Regions from separate parts of the Homo sapiens genome. Here all the other regions are linked to region 1. Evidence: read pairs that join two places in POLR2A ChIA-PET (ENCODE). Cell type or tissue: MCF 10A. All regions are shown on one strand. Each heading gives the region's core, and the rest is flanking DNA. Links, peaks and the distances in the headings are about the cores only. Region 1 holds the start of S100A16 (S100 calcium binding protein A16). Region 2 holds the start of ILF2 (interleukin enhancer binding factor 2). Region 3 has its middle 8.7 kb from the start of S100A6.

Region 1 (6,903 bases), core at 1,081-6,080:
GCATCCTGAGAAGACAGAGGCCTGGGGGTGTAGAAGACCCTGGAGTTAGCGGGGACACTGGAAGGATAGAGGCCTCAGCAGGGAAAGACACCCTCAGAGGCCAGAGGCTTGCAGGGGAGGGAAGGGGAGAGGGAGGCAAGGCCCTTGGGTGAGAGGCCTTACCGACAGCATGTGGTTCAGCTCTTTCTGGAGCATCTCGCGGAAGCTGCTCTTGCTGATCTTGTTCTTGACCAGGCTGTACTTAGACACATATTTGTAGAAGTTTTCCACCAGGACAATGACTGCCTTCTCCAGCTCCGTGTAGCAGTCTGACATCTCCCTGCTTCGCCTGCTGGCGGGGCCTGGACACCAGGAGGAGGGGAGATGAGAAGAGACACCCACAGGCCATACCTCCTCCTCCTCCACACCCACCCTAGGCCCTGGGTCCCTCCTCCTGCCTTGTTTCTGGTCCCTGGAGAAGAAGGTGGCAGGAAAAGGGGAACAGAGTGGGTGGGGGAGAGTGAGCCCTGGAATGAGAACTATGCGGCTCCTCTAATCCAGGTGCTCCCCAGCTCAACCGCCTCAACAGGTTCTCCAGGCCCTGCCCCAGCCCCAGGCACCAGGTTCCAGCCCTAGGGAGCAAGATCCCTAGTGTCAGAGCCCTACGGGGCAAGAGGCTCTCATGGGAAGAGAAGAGTCCACCTGTTCTCCCACCCTGCTCCACAGCTGGCCCACCTCTCCCGGGGCCAAGCATGGCTGGGACAGCTGGGATGAGCCATGGAGGTTAGGGGCAGAGGCTACTGCCTCCCACTCCCAGGACTGGCTGAGACCCCAGCCCCAGGCAACAAAGCAGAAAGGAAGATGTAGGCCTTCCCCAATCCCTTGCCGGGCTCCAGGACAGTGAGTCCCGGGTCTCAGAACCTGGCTGCCCCTTATGGGAAAGGACAAGGTCCAGATCAATTGGATCAGATTTTGTGCAGCTCTCCCAACACACCCCGCCACACCCTGCTAGCCTCTCCTCCCTTATTCCCATCCCTAAATACACAGCAGGACCCAAGAACACCCCCACCCACACATCGTTACCTAAGGCGGGGGCCAAGCCCAGTTACAGCCCAGCTGGAGTCGGACTCTGGACACAGCAGCAGACTGCCAGAGGGCACATGCGTCACCCTCTCACCCCAGGACAAAAGACACTTTCTAAGCGGATACAGCCTTCTGAATAACAGGATATGAGGGGAGCAGGCGGATCTGGATCTACTCTGTGAGTCACGGCCCATGCCCAAAACCCCCCCACATCAACCCCAGGCAAATCAGACTCCCTTCCCACCCCCAAGCCCAGGAATGTGCTCCAGTCACCCTCACCCGGCGGGTCCTGGTGAAAGGAGATGGACAAAACAGGGTCACAGCCACCATAGGGGCCTGAGCAAGCCACAGTCAGATTTGGAAGGAAAGGCTGCTCGGTCAGGCCCCACCACAGCCTCCTGTCCTGCCACCTGCTTTCCGTTGGCCACTTGTGGCCATTCCTACTCCCATGCCGGCTGCCCTGCCCTCTCCAGCCAGCCTGCCAATCACTCTCGCCCCGCCCAAGCCACGCCTCCGAAGGAAGCCTGCCTTGACCCCTGCACTGGGTGCCATCCTCCCTGACTCCCACAGACGTGTCTGTCATCACCACTCAGCTAGCACTGGCTGGGGCCCACTAACTGGTGAGGCCACGGTGTCTTTCTGGGTCCTGTCTTGTTCCTTGAGACAAGCATAGTTTTTCTTACACATGGCCAATGTATTTTCTGAACCAAGCGGCGGGACTCAGACTTTAGGACAGTTTTTTCAATCCTGGATATACACCACCCCCTGCTTTTAATCTCTGCATCTCTCCAGCCCACATTGCCTGGTCCAGTGCCTTGCTCAAGGTACACGTTCTATAAATATTCCACCTCCTTCCAGCCCTGATAACGGGTATTGCACGTCCTTGACCACCTTTTAAGCTTTTTCTTTCATGAAGCCTCTTCTGAAGGAAGGGTGGGACCAGGAGGGAACAGGCCAGGAAGCAAGAAGGAAGGAGAGTTGAGAGGAAGAGTCAGGCTGCGGCTTCTCTGAAGGGAAATCCTGCCCTTGTCTTCCCTCCTCCGCCTGCCCAAACCCTCTGGTCCTTGGCTGGGAGGATGGAGCAGAGTACCAGGATGGCAGGAAGCCACACGCTTTTCCATATTCTTTTATTTAAGTGTGTAACTGCGTGGTTCCCTGTCTATACCGCTGCAAGACTTTCATACAAACACTTTAACATTTACAGTTGAAGAGGAAGACCATTGTTCAACCTGTGGTCTGTCTGCTGTGCTGCCCTTGGGTTGGAGGTGGCTCAGGTTCATGACCAGTGTTCCAGGTGATTCTGAAAACCGTGCCCATTTCTGGAAGGACTGTGCCAAGTCCACTCCCAACCAAGACTTGGAAGTGGGAAGATAATTCAGAGAAACTCCCCACACTTAACCATCCCAATCCTTGTTCCCTAAATGAGGGATCTTGTGGGAAACGGTCAGGGAGAGGAAGAGGGAAGGAAATGGGTGGTGCACCTCCCTCTGCCACTCTCCCCACAAGCTAGCCCACCTCTCCCACCACCTGCCTCCTTGGAGTCATTTCTCTGAGCTGTCTCCTCCTGGCCTTCCTCAATACCATGACTCAACCCCTGCTTGGCCTCTGGCAGCAGCCAAGTGGCCAAGACACAGATGAGCCCCAGAGATGACTCTGCCACCTGCTCCCAGGAGTACTGGGAGACCCAGAGCGGGAGCTCCAGTGCCTCAGGGCTTCAGCTCCCAGCCCCTCCTCCCAGGAATCCACCCGCTCCCCACCTTCGGTAAAATGGACAGTGCTGGAGATAACCATCTGACAAGTGCTTTTCTGGAGCTTTTTCTGAAGGAAGGATAGGGTAGCAGGCAGGCAGGGATCGTTATCCTCCTCTGCCTCCCTCCCCTGGAGGCCAGGAGACAGGATCTGCCACCCCACCCACCCCACAAGCCACCTGCTCCTCCCGCCTGCCCCATTCCCCCACCAGCCAGGCCCCGGGTCTCCTGGTTCAGGGGTCGGGCAGATGTTCTATCCCATCAGCCGCTTCCTAGAAAGGTCAAGCAGGAGGTCGTTCCTGCATTGGCCCTGCCACAGGTAGATCCTGGCCTGAGTGGACAGTGTACACAGGAGCCTTCCAGAAATGTGGGAATGGGAGGACCACGTGTCCTCCAATGGGCCCTCTCACCTCAGGCCTCCAGCCCTACCCCAATGTTCTCATTGTCTTCCCCTTGGCTGATTCATCATTGAGCAACAAGCAGTCTCCCACCCCCACCCCACCCACCTCAGCCCAGCTTGCTGACTTCTCCAAAAGCCCAAATTGCCCTGACTCCATGCCCCTGGATCCCAGCCACTCCAGCCCCACCCTCCCACCCCCAGGTTCTGGGCTCCACGCCCTCCAAATGCCTCCTAACCACCCCTAGCATCCCCAGGCTCCTTCCGTCTGGAGCTCCAAACATCCACCACACCGTCCTAAGTCCACCTTCTCTTCTCACCCCACAGACACCTCTGGAGTCTTAAGTTTTTTCCAAGTGTTGGGATGTGTCCCTAGACTCCTGTCCCTCCTGGTCACTGTTCTCTCCAGAGCCTAGCCCACTGTCAAGCCTAAGTATGGATTCTCTGTGTCCCTTCCATCTACCTGGAATTCATTTGCTCACTTAGGCACCATGAGTTTGCTTACTCATTCATTTATTGGCTCATTCATTCACTCTCATTCATTCACTTGCTCATTCAATAATGCATTCACTCTCTTGCACATTCATTCATTCATTCCCTTTTTCATTTACTCATTTGTCCTCTCTAACTTCAATATATAGGGAAGGTGCCATCCGAACTGGGCTGACAATGCCACCTCTATCAGCAAGGCTGTTTCAAATGAAATTTCTCCAGCCTCAGCTGTTCCATTCTCTGCTCCTTCCTGTGTTCTTTCTCCAATTCCACAAGGCCCTCTCCAGGAACAGCTCCCGGAGCATAGTGGGGCCTGCTTGGCCCTGCCTCACCCCTTACCATCCTCACAGGATTCTGCGTCTAACTCTCTTTGTCTCTCTCTCACACACACACACACACACACACACACACACACACCGAGCAAGGACCTCGGCCATTCCTGATCCCCTCTGCTTGGGTGACCCATCACCCTTCCACTCACTTCAGTTCTTGGAGCAAGAAGCCAGCCTCTGAAATTTTTCCAGGCAAGTGAAGTTGGAGGAGTTCAGTGTGGATCTTGCCCCCGCCTCCCCCAACACACACACAGCTACCCCAGCCTCAACAACACTTACTAGAATGTGGGGAAAGGCAGAGCCAGCTCCCCAGCACCCCTGCCCTCACCACCATCCCCACTGGGCTGGGCAGGGGAAGGCTCCCATAGTGCAGGTGGCTCTGCCAAGAAAAGCAGCTCAAGCCGGGGCCTGCCTGGGTCCTGAGGTGGAGGAGCTGCCGAGGTTCAGCCCCCCTCTCTCTATCTTTCCCTCTCCCAGGGAGCTTGCAGGCTCCCCACAGCCTCACTCGGGTTCCTCCCAGATCTCATCATCCCTCTCAAGGAACAGCTCCTGGAACACAGTGGGGTCTGCTTGGGTCGTGAGGTAGAGGGGACGCCACCTCAGCCCCCGCCTCCTCTTCTCGGAATCTCAGGCTCCCTGGAAACTGCCTGGTTCCTTCTGGACCCCATCACCTCCCCTAGGACACAGCTCCCAGAGCCCAGCAAGGCCTGTGTCCAAGCTCTGACCACCCCCAACCCAGACCAACACGCATTTGTCCTCTCCTTTTGGGGAGGATCGAGTAGCTGTGGTCAAAGCTTCCAAATACTCTGCCCCTGGAGAGGAGCTCCGTCAGCTGCTGCGGCAGGGAGGGGGTCTCACCATCCCATCCATCCCTCTAAAGGCCTCACCCAGCCCCCAACCCCCCAGGACTCCCCATTCCTAAACTGGCCTGTGGGAGAAAGTTAATAATTACCAAAATCTTCCTGCCTGCTCTCTGGCAGGCCCCTCTCCCCAGGCCCCCTTCACTGCCCCTTCTCCTGGCCTCCCAATACTGTGGGGCCCTCCGGCAGCCGAAGACCTCCCAGGCCGGGCCCAGGGTGCTCACCTGCTGCCTCAGTCTGCCTCCTCTCCAGCAGGGCTCTGGGGCCTGGGCTCTGGCACTGCCAAGCAGCTCCCTGCGCTCAGCCCAGCCGGGACTCCTCCCCGCTGCACTCCCAGAATCTGTCCCACTCCCTCCCAGCCCTGCCCGCTGAGCTGGCTCGGTGGGGAGATAGTGGCTGAGCTCCTTCTTGACTTGGCCCTGGGGTTGGGCCCTTGTTAAAGGGATACACACCTTTTTTCACACCCCTCTACCCCCATCCCAGAGGGAGTGGTGAAAACTGGCACTCCCCCAACCCCACCCTCCCAGCCCCGCAGGGGCTGAGCAGAACCTGACAGGGTAGAGAAAGGAAGGGAAGGACTATCACCTGCCTTTCTCACCTGGGTCACTGGGATCCCAGTTTCAGGGGCTCCCAACAGACAAGTTCAGTTAACATTCCAGGCCAGCCTAACTGGCCACAGAAACCTCCTTGCCACTGGGGTTTCAGGAGTAACGCCCGACTTCTGTGCTCAAATCAGAAGGCAGATGCCAGGGACCTGTCTGGCTCCCTGGTCTTCTGTCTCTAGTCTGACCCATCAGCTCTACTGAGACCCAGCCCTAAGATCCCTCATGTACACCAGAAGACTCCTCTGGAAACTCCCCACACCCCACCGTTTCCCTAAGATACCCAAGGAAACTGGCCAGCTCGACCTCCCTACACTAGGGCAGCAGCTGAAACCAAAGAGGGGCCCACTTGCCCACTCCAGCGGGAATGATATTGGGTCACTGGGCACTCACCATGTGTCAGGCTCTCTGTAAGTGCTTTACATGATGTGTGGCATTGTCCTCCTGGCAATCCTGTGGAAGTAATATTCATATCCCCCATTTTACAGATGAGGAAACTGATACTAAGAGCATGCCCAAAATTCCAATGATAAGTGGCAGATCTGAGATTCAAACTCAGGCCAGTCAGCCTGTTTCTAACCGCCCCCCACCCCCACCCACCCCATTTCCCTGGTTGTGCCAGCCAGGGCTCAGAACACCTGGACTAATATCCTTTTCCCCAAGTGTGCACACATACCCTCCTCTCCTATAAGAGGGCCCGCCCATTGGCAAAGAGGAGCCTGTCCCTCAGAGAGGACCATGTTGCCCTTTTGGACCTGGTACCACCCTCAACCCAAACCCATAGGGAAAAGTGAGTCCCCATTCACTTCCACAGCCAACCACTCCAGCCCCACGTGCCCCACCCTACCAATGACTTTGCCTTTCACCCCCAAGCTCCTCTCACCCGTGGACCCTCAGGGAGGGGGTGTCCAGTCAAGACAACATGTTTCACTTTTTTCATTTTTTTTTATTAATCAAATGATACAAAACAACCATCATTCTGTCAATGCCCAAGCACCCAGCTGGTCCTCTCCCCACATGTCACACTCTCCTCAGCCTCTCCCCCAACCCTGCTCTCCCTCCTCCCCTGCCCTAGCCCAGGGACAGAGTCTAGGAGGAGCCTGGGGCAGAGCTGGAGGCAGGAAGAGAGCACTGGACAGACAGCTATGGTTTGGATTGGGGAAGAGATTAGGAAGTAGGTTCTTAAAGACCCTTTTTTAGTACCAGATATCCAGCCATATTCCCAGCTCCATTATTCAAATCATTTCCCATAGCCCAGCTCCTCTCTGTTCTCCCCCTACTACCAATTCTTTGGCTCTTACACAATTTTTATCCCTCAAATATTCATCCCTGGCCCAACCAGTCCCCTGAGCCTCCCTCTGGTGGAGACTCCTCCACCCATGAGCTCCCCAGAGCATCCAAGACAGAGTG
Region 2 (6,903 bases), core at 970-5,969, 60 kb after region 1:
TAGGGCTTTAAAAACACTTCATTCTGGCCTTGAATATATGGGAAGAGAACAACTCTTTGTCCCCAGTAAAAATAAGAATGCATATGTAATTTGTTTATATATCCACCTGGCTATCTCCACCCACAATGAGAAATAAGGAGAACAATTAAACCCTTTGTGGATTTCAGGCTCTGTTAACACCATTCTTAACCTTACCAACAGTTACTCTTTACCAATACTTTTAACTGCTTTAGAGACATTTCTGGAAGACAGCCAAAAGAACATACCTGTTCAGCAGAATTGGGAGCCAGGTCCTGATTCCTCTTCAGCAAGGCCTCACTGAAGGAAGTTTCATCAGGTGCTGGCTTGACCCGGGGAAAGGCCATTTCACACTAAACCAGAAGTAAACAACTACATTCTATTTGCCGAAGATAATATACAGGAGAGATTGTTTTTTCTATTACTACGACAGAAAAAGGTTAAAAACAGAAAATTCTACACTTGTTTTTACTGCTTAATTTGTTCAATTAGCTGGGCGTGGTGGCTCACACCTGTAATCCCAGCTACTTGGGAGGCTGAGGTGATAGCTGGGCGTGGTGGCTCACACCTGTAATCCCAGCTACTTGGGAGGCTGAGGTGAGAGAATCCCTTGAACACAGGAAGCGAGGTTGCAGTGAGCCAAGATCGCGCCATTGCAACTCCAGCCTGGGCAACAGAGTGAGACCCTGCCTCAAAAAAAAAAATTTATTCAAAGGCCAGGCACAGTGGGTCACGCACACCTGTAATCCCAGCACCGTGGGAGGCTGAGGTGGGCAGATCACTTGAGGTCAGGAGTTCAAGATCAGCCTGGGCAACATGGTGAAACCCCGTCTCTACTAAACAGACATACAAAAATTAGCTGGGCATGGTGGCAGGTGCCTGTAATCCCAACTACTCAGGAGGCTGAGGCAGGAGAATCGTTTGAACCCTGGAGGCAGAGGTCCTGATTCCTCTGCCTCCCAGGTTCAGTGCAGTGAGCCAAGATTGCACCACTGCACTCCAGCCTGGGTGACAGAGTGAGACTGTCTCAAAAAAAATAAAAAGTTCAAACAAGGATAAAAGCTGGAATAGCCATAATTTAAGCTATCACTATCTTTATAGTAACAGATATACCATAAATACAATTACTTGTTCAGAACAAAGATTATAATCATGTTTAATGCCAACAGTAGCCAAGGAATTATTCTCCCCACCATGCTTACACTGTTTCTGTATGTAAAGCAACACACAGTTGACTCAAAACCCCAAATCTTTTCACAAATCACTTTCCCTCCCTATTTCAACCATCTTTTTTTTTTTGTAGTGGTGCCATCTTGGTTCACTGCAACCTCCGCGTCCCGGGTTCAAGCAATTCTCCTGCTTCAGCCTCCCAAGTAGCTGGGATTAGACACATGCCCAGCCAACTTTTTTATTTTTAGTAGAGACGGGGTTTCACCATATTGGCCAGGCTAGTCTCAAACTCCTGACCTTCAGGTAATCCATCTGCCTCGGCCTCCCAAAGTGCTGAGATTACAGGCGTGAGGCACTGTGTCTGCCCTCTTCAACCACCATCTAACTTCATTAACTGGGAGATACTGGGCTCCATTTCAACAGTGACCAGAAAATGTGTATCATTAACCCAAGGTACTCACCAAATAGAAGTCAAATGGGATATGTGGTACAAAGGGCCTGAACCTAAAACATGAAAAACAGCCAAATTATTCCCTAGGTAGGAATCAAGCGAGATGTAAATAACACGCCAACAATTTTGAAAACATGTCAGTCCTCAGAATGAGTGACAAAGTCTCCGGGGAGGGAAAGAATCATTCTTAGCATAGTGGGGCCAAATTCATTTAACAGGAGTGCAGGAAAAGACCACAGTTGGCTCTCGCAAAACCAAGTGACATTAGTCTACTCTAAAACTCCTATTTAGATGACAAGCAGAAACTAACAACCAAGTGCAGAGATGCTAAAAGCTGGTACTCACCCTCCTCCTGGGCCTCCTCTGGAACCAAAGCGCCCACCACGACCACGGCCTCTGTCACCCCTAGAAATGCAGATTTTATTTTGACCTCATTGAAGGAATACCCACCGGCCATATCATCTTAGGTTGGCTACTTTCATCCCTCGGAACCTCCCAACGGTAGGCAAGAGACCCCACTCACACTTACACTTGTCCCCATTCCAAATGGTGCCCAGTTACACCCCCATAACCTCCTCTAAGTTAATCCAACCCCCATCAAGTAATGATGGGGCTCAGTGAGCCCTACACTTAATAACCCATAATCCTGGGCCACACGAATCCTAATACTTCGGAGGCTAAAGATTGCTCATTTCTTCACTAAGGTACACATTTATCGGGCGTGTCCTAATGTCAAGGCCTTCGCACTGAGGATGAATGCGGCTCGCTCCAGCATTCTCAGCCCGGATGACGGGGGCGGGGGAAAGGTGGGGAGCTCCTCCAGGGGCTTGAGGACACCCCCTCATCGCAACCCTTCAGAGACAAAGGTGTCGAACCCCCCTCCCCACTCCTGGGCCCGAACCCCATCCCGGGCCCAAGTTTCCCCGCCTCTACCGGCCTCCATCTCTCCCACTATCCTAGACCAGGAGTTCTCAGGTTTTTGGCCAGCCCCCGGATACATGGCCCTTTCTGATACTCCGACTTCTTTCGGCCCACGTTCACAAAGTTTTCCGTCGAATACCTGAAACCTTTCGACCGCTTCGACCCACTTACCTCATGGCGCCTTAAAACACGAACAATGGAGGCCGCACCAACCGCCCCTTCCTCTGAGTAGCAGACAACTGAAGAGGCGTCTTGCCGGCGTGTCCCAATAAAACCCGGTGCGATTGGCTCCCGCCTTACCCCATCGCTTATGCCTATTGGCTTACTTTGTCAAACCGGGCTTATGAACCAATAAAAAACGCCTACTGTGTCAGGAACTAGCCAATAAGAACTGGTTCTATAGTAATGACGAATTTTTGATCAGACATTAGGTGGCACTAAAGAAGTCAGGACAACGACTACGTAGTGTTCTATAACAATCATGAGAAATTTTAGTTCTAGATAGCAGAGTGGCGCAGCGGAAGCGTGCTGGGCCCATAACCCAGAGGTCGATGGATCGAAACCATCCTCTGCTATCGGAGTTTTTTCATTGCCCTGTACGGCATACGTAATCTACGTTTCTTTAGTGAAGGAAAATATCTTGCCAATTTTCCTACCTCAAAAATGCAACCAATATCAGCTATTTTTGCCACTAGCAGTTGAAGTTGATGGGGAAAAGGGAGTTTAGGCAACTATGAACACTGCACGTCTACAAACTCGAAGCAGGAGAAACAGGTTTTAGATAGGAGAGGAGTATATTGATTGAATTAGTGTGGAAAACATGGTTTTCCATGTCCATGGAAACAGGTGATCCACCCGCCTCAGCTTCCGAAAGTGCTGGGATTACCGGCGTGAGCCACAGCGCCCAGCTTGGTTACATAAATTCTTTAGTGGTGATTTGTGAGATTTTGGTGCACTCATCACCCGAGCAGTATACACTGAACCCAACTTGTAGACTTTTATCCCTCACCTACCTCCCTTCCATAAGTACTTTTTCGATATTTAATTTACTACAGCAGAACGTAAACATCTTAAGTCTAAACGTATTCTGGCCACGTAACCACCATCCAGATTAAAATAAATATTATTAATTTTTAAAAAACAAGCAAACAAAAAGCGGACCGAGTGCGGTGGCTTGTGGCCACCCAGCACTGTGGGAGGCCGAGACGGGTGGATCACCCGAGGTCAGGAGTTCGAGATCAGCCTGGCCAACATGGTGAAACTCCGTCTCTACTAAAAATACAAAAATTAGCCGGCGTGCTGGCGGGCGCCTGTAATTCCAGTTACTCAGGAGGCTGAGGCAGGAGAATCTCTTGAATCCGGGAGGCGGAGGTTGCAGTGAGCTGAGATGGCGCCACTGCACCCCAGCCTGGGCGATAGAGGGAGACTCCGTTTAAAAAAAAAAAAATCTTACTTGAGGTTTGTTGAGCTTCTTGAATCAATGGCTTCAGGTTTGTCGTCCATTTATTAAATTTATCAGCTATTATCTCTTCAAGTATTAGTTTTACCTATTATTTCCCTCGTTCCTGAACTCCAAATAAAGACGGGTTAGACTTTTCCCCCAGTAATCTCTTTGTCTCTTACCCTCTCTTCTATTATTTCATTTTATTTAGACACAGGGTCTCACTCTGTTGCCCAGGCTGGAGTGCAGTGGTGCACCATCATAGCTCACTGCAGCCTCAACCTCCTGGCCTCAAGAGACTCTCCCATTTCGGCCTCCCTAGTAGTTGGGACTACTCAAAGGCACAGGCCACACCACTCCGAGCTAATTTTATTTTTTTTTTTGAGATGGAGTCTCCCAGGCTGCAGTGCAGTGGCGCTATTTCAGCTCACTGCAACCTCCGCCTCCCCGGTTCAAGCGATTCTCCTGCCTCAGCCTCCCGAGTAGCTGGGACTACAGGCGCCCGCCACCACGCCCAGCTAATTTTTTTTTTTTTGTATTTTTAGTAGAGACGGGGTTTCGCGGTGTTAGCGAGGATGGTCACCATCTCTTGATCTAGTGATCTGCCCGCCTCGGCCTCCCAAAGTGCTGGGATTACAGACGTGAGCCACCATGCCCGGCCCTGCCCAGCTAATTTTTGTATTTTTAGTAGACATGGGGTTTCACCATGTTGGCCAGACTGGTCTCAAACTCCTGACCTCAGGTGATCCTCCTGCCTCTGTCTCCTAAAGTGCTGGGATTACAGGTGTGAGCCACCTCCTTTGGCCCCGGGCTTACTTATTTATTTATTTTTGTAGAGATGGGGTACTTTATATGTTGTCAAGGCTAGTCTTTGTTTTGTTTTTGTTTTTGTTTTTGTTTTTGTTTTTGTTTTTGTTTTTTTTGAGACAGAGTTTCGCTCTTGTTGCCCAGGCTGGAGTGCAATGCGTGATCTTGGCTCACAAACTCTGCCTCCCAGGTCCAAGTGATTCTCCTGCCTCAGCCTCCCGAGTAGCTGGGATTACAGGCATGCACCACCATGCCTGGATAATTTTGTATTTTTAGTAGAGACAGGGTTTCTCCATGTTGCTCAAGCTAGTTTCGAACTCCCAACCTCAGGTGATCCACCCACCTCGGCCTCCCAAAGTGCTGGGATTACAGGCATGAGCCACTGCAAAGGCCTTTTACCCTCTCTTTTTATGCTTTTCATTCCTTTTTATCCATTCTTCATTTTAGGTAGTTTCTGCTGTCCTTTCTTCCAATTTATTACTTGCTCCTCAGTTTAGTCTAACATAGTATTAAATCTATCATTTGGTTCTTAATTTTGGTCTTTTAATATTTTGGGTCTGTATTATTATTATTTTTGAGACAGGGTCTCACTCCTGTTGCCCAGGCTGGAGTTCAGTGGCATAAACACAGCTCACTGAAGCCTCAACCTCTTGGGCTCAAGCGATCCTCCTGTGTCAACCTCCAGAGTAGCTCGGACTATAGGCATATGTCACCACACCCAACTAATTTTTTAATTTTTGGTAGAGATAAGGTCTCACTATGTTGCCTAAGCTGGTCTCCAACTCCTGGGCTCTAGTGATCCTCACCTCAGCCTCCCAAAGTTCTGGGATTACAGATGTGAGGCACCAAGCAGGACCTTAGATTTTCTATTTATTCTACTCCCAGGTTGCCCCTAGGAGTGCAGCCTTTTGAGATCCTAGCCCAAAACACGAAGGTGGTTTACCAAGGTTATCACCTTTGGGGACATTTGGACTCCTTTTTTTTTTTTTTTTTTTGAGAGTGAGTTTCCCCCTATTGCCCAGGCTGGAGTGCAGTGGCGCAATCTCGGCTCACTACAACCTCTGCCTCCTGGGTTCAAGTGATTCTCCTGCCTCAGCCTCCCGAGTAGCTGGGCTTACAGGCATGCACCACCACGCCTGGCTAATGTTTGTATTTTTAGTAGAGATGGGGGGTCTCACCATCTTGTGCAGGCTGGACTTGAACTCCTGATCTCATGATCCATCCATCTCAGCCTCCCAAAGTGCTGGGGTTACAGGCATGAGCGACCGTGCCTGGCCCTTTTTCTTTTTTTTAATTTAAAAAAATTGAAATGGGGTCTCGCTCTGTTGCCCAGGCTGGTCTGAAACTCCTAAGCTCAAGCCATCCTCCCGCCTTGGCCTCCTAAAGTGCTGGGATTACAGGTGTGAGCCACCACACCCGGCCTGGACTTCACCGGCCCCACACAACCTATTTTCTGCCACTAATTCCAAATCAGCAAATGACCCCAGGGTAAAATCAGCCCTACTGCTGGGCTTACTTCTCTACTTTCCTGTACTTTCATGCTGTCACACCAATAATTTCTCACTATCTTATTTTTTTAATTATTATTATTTTTTGAGATGAAGTTTTGCTCGAAATGGAGTGAAATGGTACGATCTCAGCTCATTGCAACCTCCGCCTCCTGTGTTCAAGCAATTCTGCCTCCGCCTCCCAAGTAGCTGGGATTACAGGCACCTGCCACCACGCCCGGCTAATTTTTGTATTTTTAGTAGAGACGGGGTTTTGCCACGTTGGCCAGGCTGGTCTCGAACTCCTGACCTTAGGTGATCCACCTGCCTTGGCCTCCCAACGTGCTAGGACTATAGGCGTAAGCCACTGTGCCTGGCCTCACTATCTTATTAGTTCTTTTATTATTATTTATTTATTTATTTATTTATTGTTTTTTTTGAGACAGGGTCTTGCTCTGTTGCCCAGGCTGGAGTGCAGTGGTGTGATCTCGGCTCACTGCAATCTCTGCTTCTGGGTTCAAGTGATTCTTGTGCCTCAGCCTCCCGAGTAGCTGGGATTACAGGTGTGCACCACCAAGCCCGGCTATTTTTTTTTTTTTTTTTTTGAG
Region 3 (6,903 bases), core at 631-5,630, 84 kb before region 1:
CAGCACTTTGGGAGGCCGAGGCGGGCAGATCACTTGAGGTCAAGAATTCAAGACCAGTCTGGCCAACATAATGAAACCCCATCTCTACTAAAAGTACAAAAATTAGCAGGATGTGGTGGCAGGTGCCTGTAATCCCAGCTACTGGGGAGGCTGAGGTGGGAGAATCACTAGAACCCGAGAGGTGGAGGTTGCAGTGAGCCGAGATCGCACCACTGCACTCCAGCCTGGGCAACAGAGCAAGACCCTGTCTCAAAAAAAAAAAAAAAAAAAAACCAAGAACACAAAATAGATGGTAGGAATAAGAACAAATATATCAGTAACATCAATACATATGAATGAATTAATTGTTCCAGTTAGAAAAGAGAAATCAACTGGTCAGATTTTTTAAATCCATATGTGCTATTTACATAAAAACAAATCTAAAGCAAAAGAATACAAAAGATTAACAGGAGAAGAATGAAAAAATATATAACATGTAAATATAACCAAACAAAAGCTGGTTAATATAACATGTGTAGAACTAACCAATATATATATTGTTTAGGCTGGGCGTGGTGGCTCACACCTGTAATCCCAGCACTTTGGGATGCCAAGCCAGGTGGATCACCTGAGGTCAGGAGTTCGAGACCAGCCTGACCAACATGGCAAAACCCCATCTCTACTAAAAATACAAAAATTAGTTGTGTGTAGTGGCGCGTGCCTGTAGTCCCAGCTACTCAGGAGGCTGAGACCAAAGAATAGCTTGAACCCAGGAGAAGGAGGTTGCAGTGAGCCAAGATCATGCCACTGCACTCTAGCCTGGGTGACAAAGCGAGACTCTGTCTCAAAGAAAAAAAAATAGAGAGAGAGAGAGAGTTTAGTAACTCCAGCTGGTTACATATTATGTACATTTATAAGACAATATAAAACTTATTGGGTAGCTAAAATAGTACTTAGATGAAGTATATAGCCTTAAAGTTATATATTAGAAAAGACAAAAGTCTAAAAATAAATGAATCGGGCCAGGCGTGGTGGCTCACACCTGTAATTCCAGCACTTTGGGAGGCTGAGGCAGGAGGATCACTTGAGGTCAGGAGTTCTAGACCAGTGTGACCAACATGGCAAAACCCGGTCTCTACTAAAAATACAAAAATTAGCCAGGTGTGGTGGCGCATGCCTGTATTCTCAGCTACTCAGGAGGCTGAAGTAGGAGAAGCTCAAACCTGGGAGGTGGAGGCTGCAGTGAGCAGAGATCGTGCCACTGCACTCCAGCCTAGGGACAGAGTAAGACTGTCCTAAAAAAAAAAAAAAAAAAAAAGAGAGGGTGACAGAAAGAGAGAGAGAGATCAGCCTGGGCAACATGGCAAAACCTCGTCTCTATTTAAAAAAAAGAAAAAGAAAGAAAGAGAGAGAGAGAGAAAGGAAGAAAGGAAGGAAGAAAGAAGAAAGAAAGAAAAGAAAAGAAAGAAAGTTAGTTCTCCCTATTCTTGGTTTTCTGAGATTTTTTTTTCCCCCAGCACAGCACAGCAGTTCTACAGAAAGGCCACCAGACTGCTTATTCATATGGACCTCTAGTCACCCCTGGCAGTGTTTTCCAGCCAGCAAAGGTTTCAAACCTCCCTGGATGGAGCTCAGAGAGGAAGGGATGAGCCACCATCTGTGCTGTTTGGCTGCTTTAGCCACTCTTGCCTTTGGGCTTTGAGGAGTCTGAGGCAACTGGGGGCTGGAGCGGACCTGCAGCATACCACAGCTGCTCTACAAAAACATGGCCAGACTGCTTTTTTAAGCAGGTCTCTGATCCTATTCCTCCTTGCTGGGCAGGAGGTTAATAAGCTGGTCTGCAGCTACCTCTGCCATTGTTTTCCAGCAAGCAGCAGTTCCAAACCTCCTTCAACCTGCCCAGGTCATTGTGCACAAGGGGTCGAAGGATGGAGCTGTCAGAGGTGTGGAGTCCTAATAGGAAAAAGGAGTCAGGCTGGTGGGACCAGGGAAAAGCAAAAAGAGAAAGCAGATCAGCTATAAGTGGGCCTTTCTTCATGATCCAGGACTCATAGCACTCATGTACAAATAACTCACAATCTTCCTGTGCCCAACTGATAGAGGATTTTGCTCCTTAACTCAGCTAAATCCAGGTTCTTGTGTTACAACCAGGAAACATTAGGCATATGGATGCATTGAAGGATGAGGAGGGTGAAATTTATTGAGCAAAAGAGGGGTCCCCTCTCAGCAAATAGAGGGGTCCTGCAAACAGGTTTCCACCTCACAATTGAATACCAGGGCTCCCACATATGCACTGAAGAGTCAGGCTCCTTCCCTTGCATAAGGTATGAATTCCTGGTGGCTCCACCCCGACCTTTCGGTGTGCATGGGGGCCCTTAGTCTGAGCCACTCCACATTGATTTATTTCCCTTACTGTGCATGTGTTAAGGGATGGAATTTTTCACCGTGCACATGTTTAGGCAAGCCCCTGTGCACAATGACCTGGGCGGGTTGGAAGTTCTCCAAGGACACTTCCCTATCTGCCTAGGCATTTGGCTGGCCGTTGCCTCTATCACAACTATCACCAGACCCTCAGCTGATAGAAATTGGAAGTTAGCTCACTGCAACCTTGGCATTGTCGGTACTGCTGTGCCGATGTAACCATCCGTACACAGAAAAGAGCCATCCTATAAAATCCCCAGCAAGCCTTTGTTTCCTTGCAGTCAGCTCCTCTCTTGCTGACTCTGCCAGTTGCTCTTTTGCAACATATTCATACTTTCTCTAATAAATCTGCCTATCTTTACCTACAACTATCTTGGTAAATTATTTTACCGTCCACACATTACCAGCCCCAGAGAGTTGCTGCTCACCTGTGACATTTTAGTTGCCCGTAGGGGAACTCTCTCTCCTTATGGGGAACTCTCTCACCTCTCTCTTTCTCTTTCCCAACTGGGGACCCTTGGTGGACAGCATCTAAGCATAAAAACAACTATAGGTCTCTGGCTGGAGCTACACTTAGGTGGAACTAAACGGTGTCCATGTGGAACTGTCTTACGGCTACCACCCATTTGGGTGAGAGGCCTAAGTTTATGTTATCTTTTCAGTCTCCCAGCAGCTGGCTTCTAGTATCCCTCTGGCAATTGACAGCAACTAGCCCAGGCCACTTTCCAGTGTTACCTGAAGGCCAGAGGGTGAATGGGGCTGGCCACCTTGCCCAGAAGGGAAGAAGGCTCTCTCCTGTATTTTCTGGTTGGAAGTCCCTAATCCCTATGCATGCAACTGGCCATGGATGCTCATTCAGAGCAAATTCACACACGTTTTGGGTGACTCAGACCCTCTCTTTCTTACTCTAAATTCTCCTGTGGAGTCAGCCAGGCATCCTGTCCCAGATGTTGCTAAATCAGGTGATCTCAGACAGCCTCGGAACAATGAGTCTTCCCCTACCCGCCCCCTCCGCTGGGCTAGCACAGGCAGAGCTCTCCCTTCACCTGTTTTCCTTGTACCTGGATTGGCCTTATGCGGGATGGCCAATGCAGGTACAAGGAAGCAGCCAAGTGGTCTTTTCTAATAGGTGGGACCCCCCTTTAGAAAGTGCACCCCCAAGTCCCTCAGCAGACACAGTGGAACCCTTTTTCATCTTGGAGGGACACCTCGAGAGAAAGTGTGGTTCATGCTCCAAAAAGAGTCCCGCCCCCAAGCACATGGTTCCCAGGCCCACCATGGGACAAACCCCGTCTGTTCCTTCAGACTCACCTCTAGGCTGCATCCTAAAGTATTGGGGCAAATTCAACCCCCAAACTCTCAAAAAAGAAACATCTGGGTTTTCTTGTGTAATACAGCATGGCCGCTATGCAGGAAATCCTCAAATTAACCTCCTCAGTCTTTTATCATTGAGAGCAGAATAAGGATAACAGGACTAAAAAGAGAAAGAAAAATGCAGAGACAGGAGGCAGACTCAACTGTTGGCTGCTTCACAAGCCCTCAGCTCCCTCCAGGTTTCCTTAAAAGCACTCGTCCAAGTAATTGCCATCAGTGCAGAAGGCCAGGCCGATAAAAGACAAAGTGCCCCGATAAAATAAATGGGAAAAAGCCCTGTATGGCTTAGCACCTCTGCCACAAGCTCAGCCAGTGGAAACAGGACTGCCCTGGAAACCAAAGGGCCCCTGGGAAGGAATCCTAACCCCTGATGGCCGTGAGCTAAAGGGGCTCTCTTCTCCAGCTGAAAAGATCTCACCTTAACTGGTGAGTTGTGAAAGGGGATGAATTTGTCCCAAACCGTGTAGGTCTGGGGTGCTAAGGCTCTCCCTAATGGGAAATAAACAAGGGTGGTAGGGTGCTGCCACCACTCCGTGCAGTGGCTAGAAGGCTCACGCCTGTAATCCCAACATTTTGGGAGGCCAAGGCGGGCAGATCACTTGAGATCAGGAATTTAAGACCAGCCTGGCCAACATGGCGAAACCCTGTCTCTACTAAAAATACAAAAATTAGCCAGGCGACTAATTTTTGGTGACGGGCACCTGTAATCCCAGCTACTTGGGAGGCTGAGGCAGGAGAATCACTTGAACCCAGGAGGTTGGAGGTTGCGGTGAGCTGAGATCAGGCCACTGTACTCCAGCCTGGGTGACAAAGTGAGAATCCATCTAAAAAATATATATAGATATATAGATATAGATATATACCTCAATAAAATTGTTTAAAATTTTTTTAAAGACATACAAATGGCCAAGAAGTATATGAAAAAATGTTCAGCATCACTAATCATCAGGAAAATGCAAATCAAAACCATAATGAGATATCTCATCTCAGTTAAAATAGGGTATCAATAAAATATCTATTATCAAAAAGACAGAAAATAACAGATGCTGGCAAGGATGTGCAGAAGAGAGAACACTAGTCTATTCTTGGTGGGAATGTAAATTAGTACAGTCACAATGGAGAACAGTATGGCGGTTTCTCAATAAAGTGAAAATAGATCTGTCATACGATTCAGCAATCCCACTGCTGGTAATATATCAAAAGGAAAGAAAATCAGTATATCAAAGGGATATTTACATCCTCATGTTTATTACAGCACTATTTATAATAGTCGAGATATGGAATCAGCCTAAGTGTCCATTAATGGATGAATGAATAAAGGAAATGCAGTATATATACACAATGGGATACTAGTCATTCACAAAAAAAGAATGAAATCCTTTCACTTGCAGCACGATACAGAAATACAAACATCAAATGTTCTCACTCATATATGGGAGATAAAAAAGTAAATCTCATAAAGGCAGAGAGTAGGATGGTGATTCCCACAGGCTGGGAAGGGTAGAGGACGGGGGAGGATAAAGAGAAGTTGGTTAATAGGTACAAAAATACAGTTAAACAGAAGGAACAAATTCCAGTGTTCCATAACACAGCAAGGGACCTTTAGTTAAAAGAACGTATAGCAAATTTCAGAACAGCTAGAAAAAAAGATATGGAATGTTCCCAACACAAAGAAATGGTAAATGTTTGAGGTGATGGATACCCAATTACCCTGATTTGATCATTACATATGGTATGCTTGTATCAAAATATCACACGTACCCCATAAATATGTACCGCTATTATGCATCAATAAAAAATCATGTTGCACATGAAAAAAATAGAAGAGATTAGCTGAGAGTCTAGCACCTTTTAAACATCTGAATAGGAAATATTTGCCATCTATTGCCTCTAAGGGTGGCCGCCTATGAGACTTCATCTACATAATAAGAACTTTAGTCTCCACAATCCTTTATCTTAACCCAGACCCTCCTTTCTATTGATTCTGGGTCTTCAGGTAATAATTTAACTCTTTCAATCAATTGCCAATCAGAAATTATTTTAATTCACCTATGACGTGTAAGTCTTCACTTTGAGATGTCCCATCTTTCCAGACCAAATCAATGTATACCTTAATGTGTTGATGTTTGCCTGTAACTTCTGTCACCCTAGAATGTATAAAATCAAGCTATAACCCAACCACCTTGGTCACATGGTCTCAGGACCTCCTGAGGCTGTGTCATGGGTCATGGTCTTCACATGTGGCTCAGAATAAATCTCTTTAAATATTTTATAAGCCAGGCATGGTGGCTCATGCCTGTAATCCCAGCACTTTGGGAGGCTGAGGTGGAAGGATTGCTTGAGCCCAAGAGTTCAAGACTAGCCTGGACAACACAGTGAGACCTCATCTCTTTTTAAAAATAATAATAATTAAAAATAAAATACAAAAAATATATACATATATGTTACAGAGGTTGGCTTTTTCATAAACAAAAATATGGCATTTGCAACAATGTCAATAAATTGTACAATTAAGTATACACTTGGTGAAAATGATAACATGTTATTTAAAGACATTTAAAAAATCCAGGTGGGGCAGGATGGCTCACACCTGCAAGCTCAAAACTTTGGGAGGTTGAGATGTGAGGATCATTTGAGCCCAGGATTTTGAGACCAGCCTGGGCAACATAGTGAGACCTCATCTCTACAAAAAAATTAAAAAAAATTAGGCAGGCATGGTGACACACACCTATAGTCCCAGCAACTCAGGAGGCTGAGGTGGGAGGATTGCTTGACCCTGGGAGGTGGAGGTTGCAGTGAGCCAAGATTGCACTACTGCATTCCAGCCTGGGCAACAGAGCAAGACTCTGTCTCAAAAAGAAAAAAAGCAAATTGATACCTTCTTAATTTTCAATCCTTAAAAGAGTGCAAAAACAAGCCACAAACTAGATGACATTTGCAACATATATAAGGACAAGAGCAAAAATCTTGACCAGAAACTTCACAGAAAGAGAAACTTATGGCCAATAAACATATGAAAAAGTGCTTGGCCGGGCACAGTGGCTCACGCCTGTAATCCCAGCACTTTGGGAGGCCAAGGAGGGCGGATCATGAGGTCAGGAGGTTGAGACCGTGCTGGCTAAGACGGTG

The links. ChIA-PET counts read pairs that join two places held together with the same protein. Peaks named below come from ENCODE experiments on the same cell type or tissue, not always from the same donor. Only the 100,000 strongest peaks of a DNase experiment are listed, where the experiment ranks them.
Region 2: POLR2A ChIA-PET joins it to region 1 with 80 read pairs; 14 of 35 experiments call an interaction of 5 or more read pairs at or near these places.
Region 3: POLR2A ChIA-PET joins it to region 1 with 69 read pairs; 19 of 35 experiments call an interaction of 5 or more read pairs at or near these places.

What each region holds. Positions count from the first base shown.
Region 1 is chr1:153,607,837-153,614,739 of GRCh38, forward strand. It overlaps S100A16 (S100 calcium binding protein A16), which reads right to left and starts at 5,301. Exons shown (of 3, transcript NM_080388.3): 1 at 5,116-5,301; 2 at 163-341. The coding sequence starts at 315. It overlaps S100A14 (S100 calcium binding protein A14), which reads right to left. Exons shown (of 4, transcript NM_020672.3): 4 at 6,419-6,903. RefSeq lists enhancers at 492-1,691, 1,367-2,080. In MCF 10A, for the core only: no CTCF peak of the experiment used is centred there; DNase peaks (open chromatin) are centred at 1,185, 1,555, 3,295, 5,305 and 2 weaker places.
Region 2 is chr1:153,668,187-153,675,089 of GRCh38, forward strand. ILF2 (interleukin enhancer binding factor 2) reads right to left here and starts at 2,807. Exons shown (of 14, transcript NM_004515.4): 1 at 2,732-2,807; 2 at 1,985-2,044; 3 at 1,650-1,692; 4 at 267-371. The coding sequence starts at 2,736. TRX-CAT1-1 (tRNA-iMet (anticodon CAT) 1-1) reads left to right here and starts at 3,064; the gene lies at 3,064-3,135. RefSeq lists a silencer at 2,827-3,206 and enhancers at 3,247-3,386, 3,937-4,016, 4,027-4,076. In MCF 10A, for the core only: CTCF peaks have their summits at 3,006 (motif pointing right) and 3,972; a DNase peak (open chromatin) is centred at 2,855.
Region 3 is chr1:153,523,886-153,530,788 of GRCh38, forward strand. No RefSeq gene overlaps it. Among named protein-coding and RNA genes, the nearest start is that of S100A6, 8.7 kb to the right of the region's middle. In MCF 10A, for the core only: no CTCF peak of the experiment used is centred there; DNase peaks (open chromatin) are centred at 2,446 and 3,336.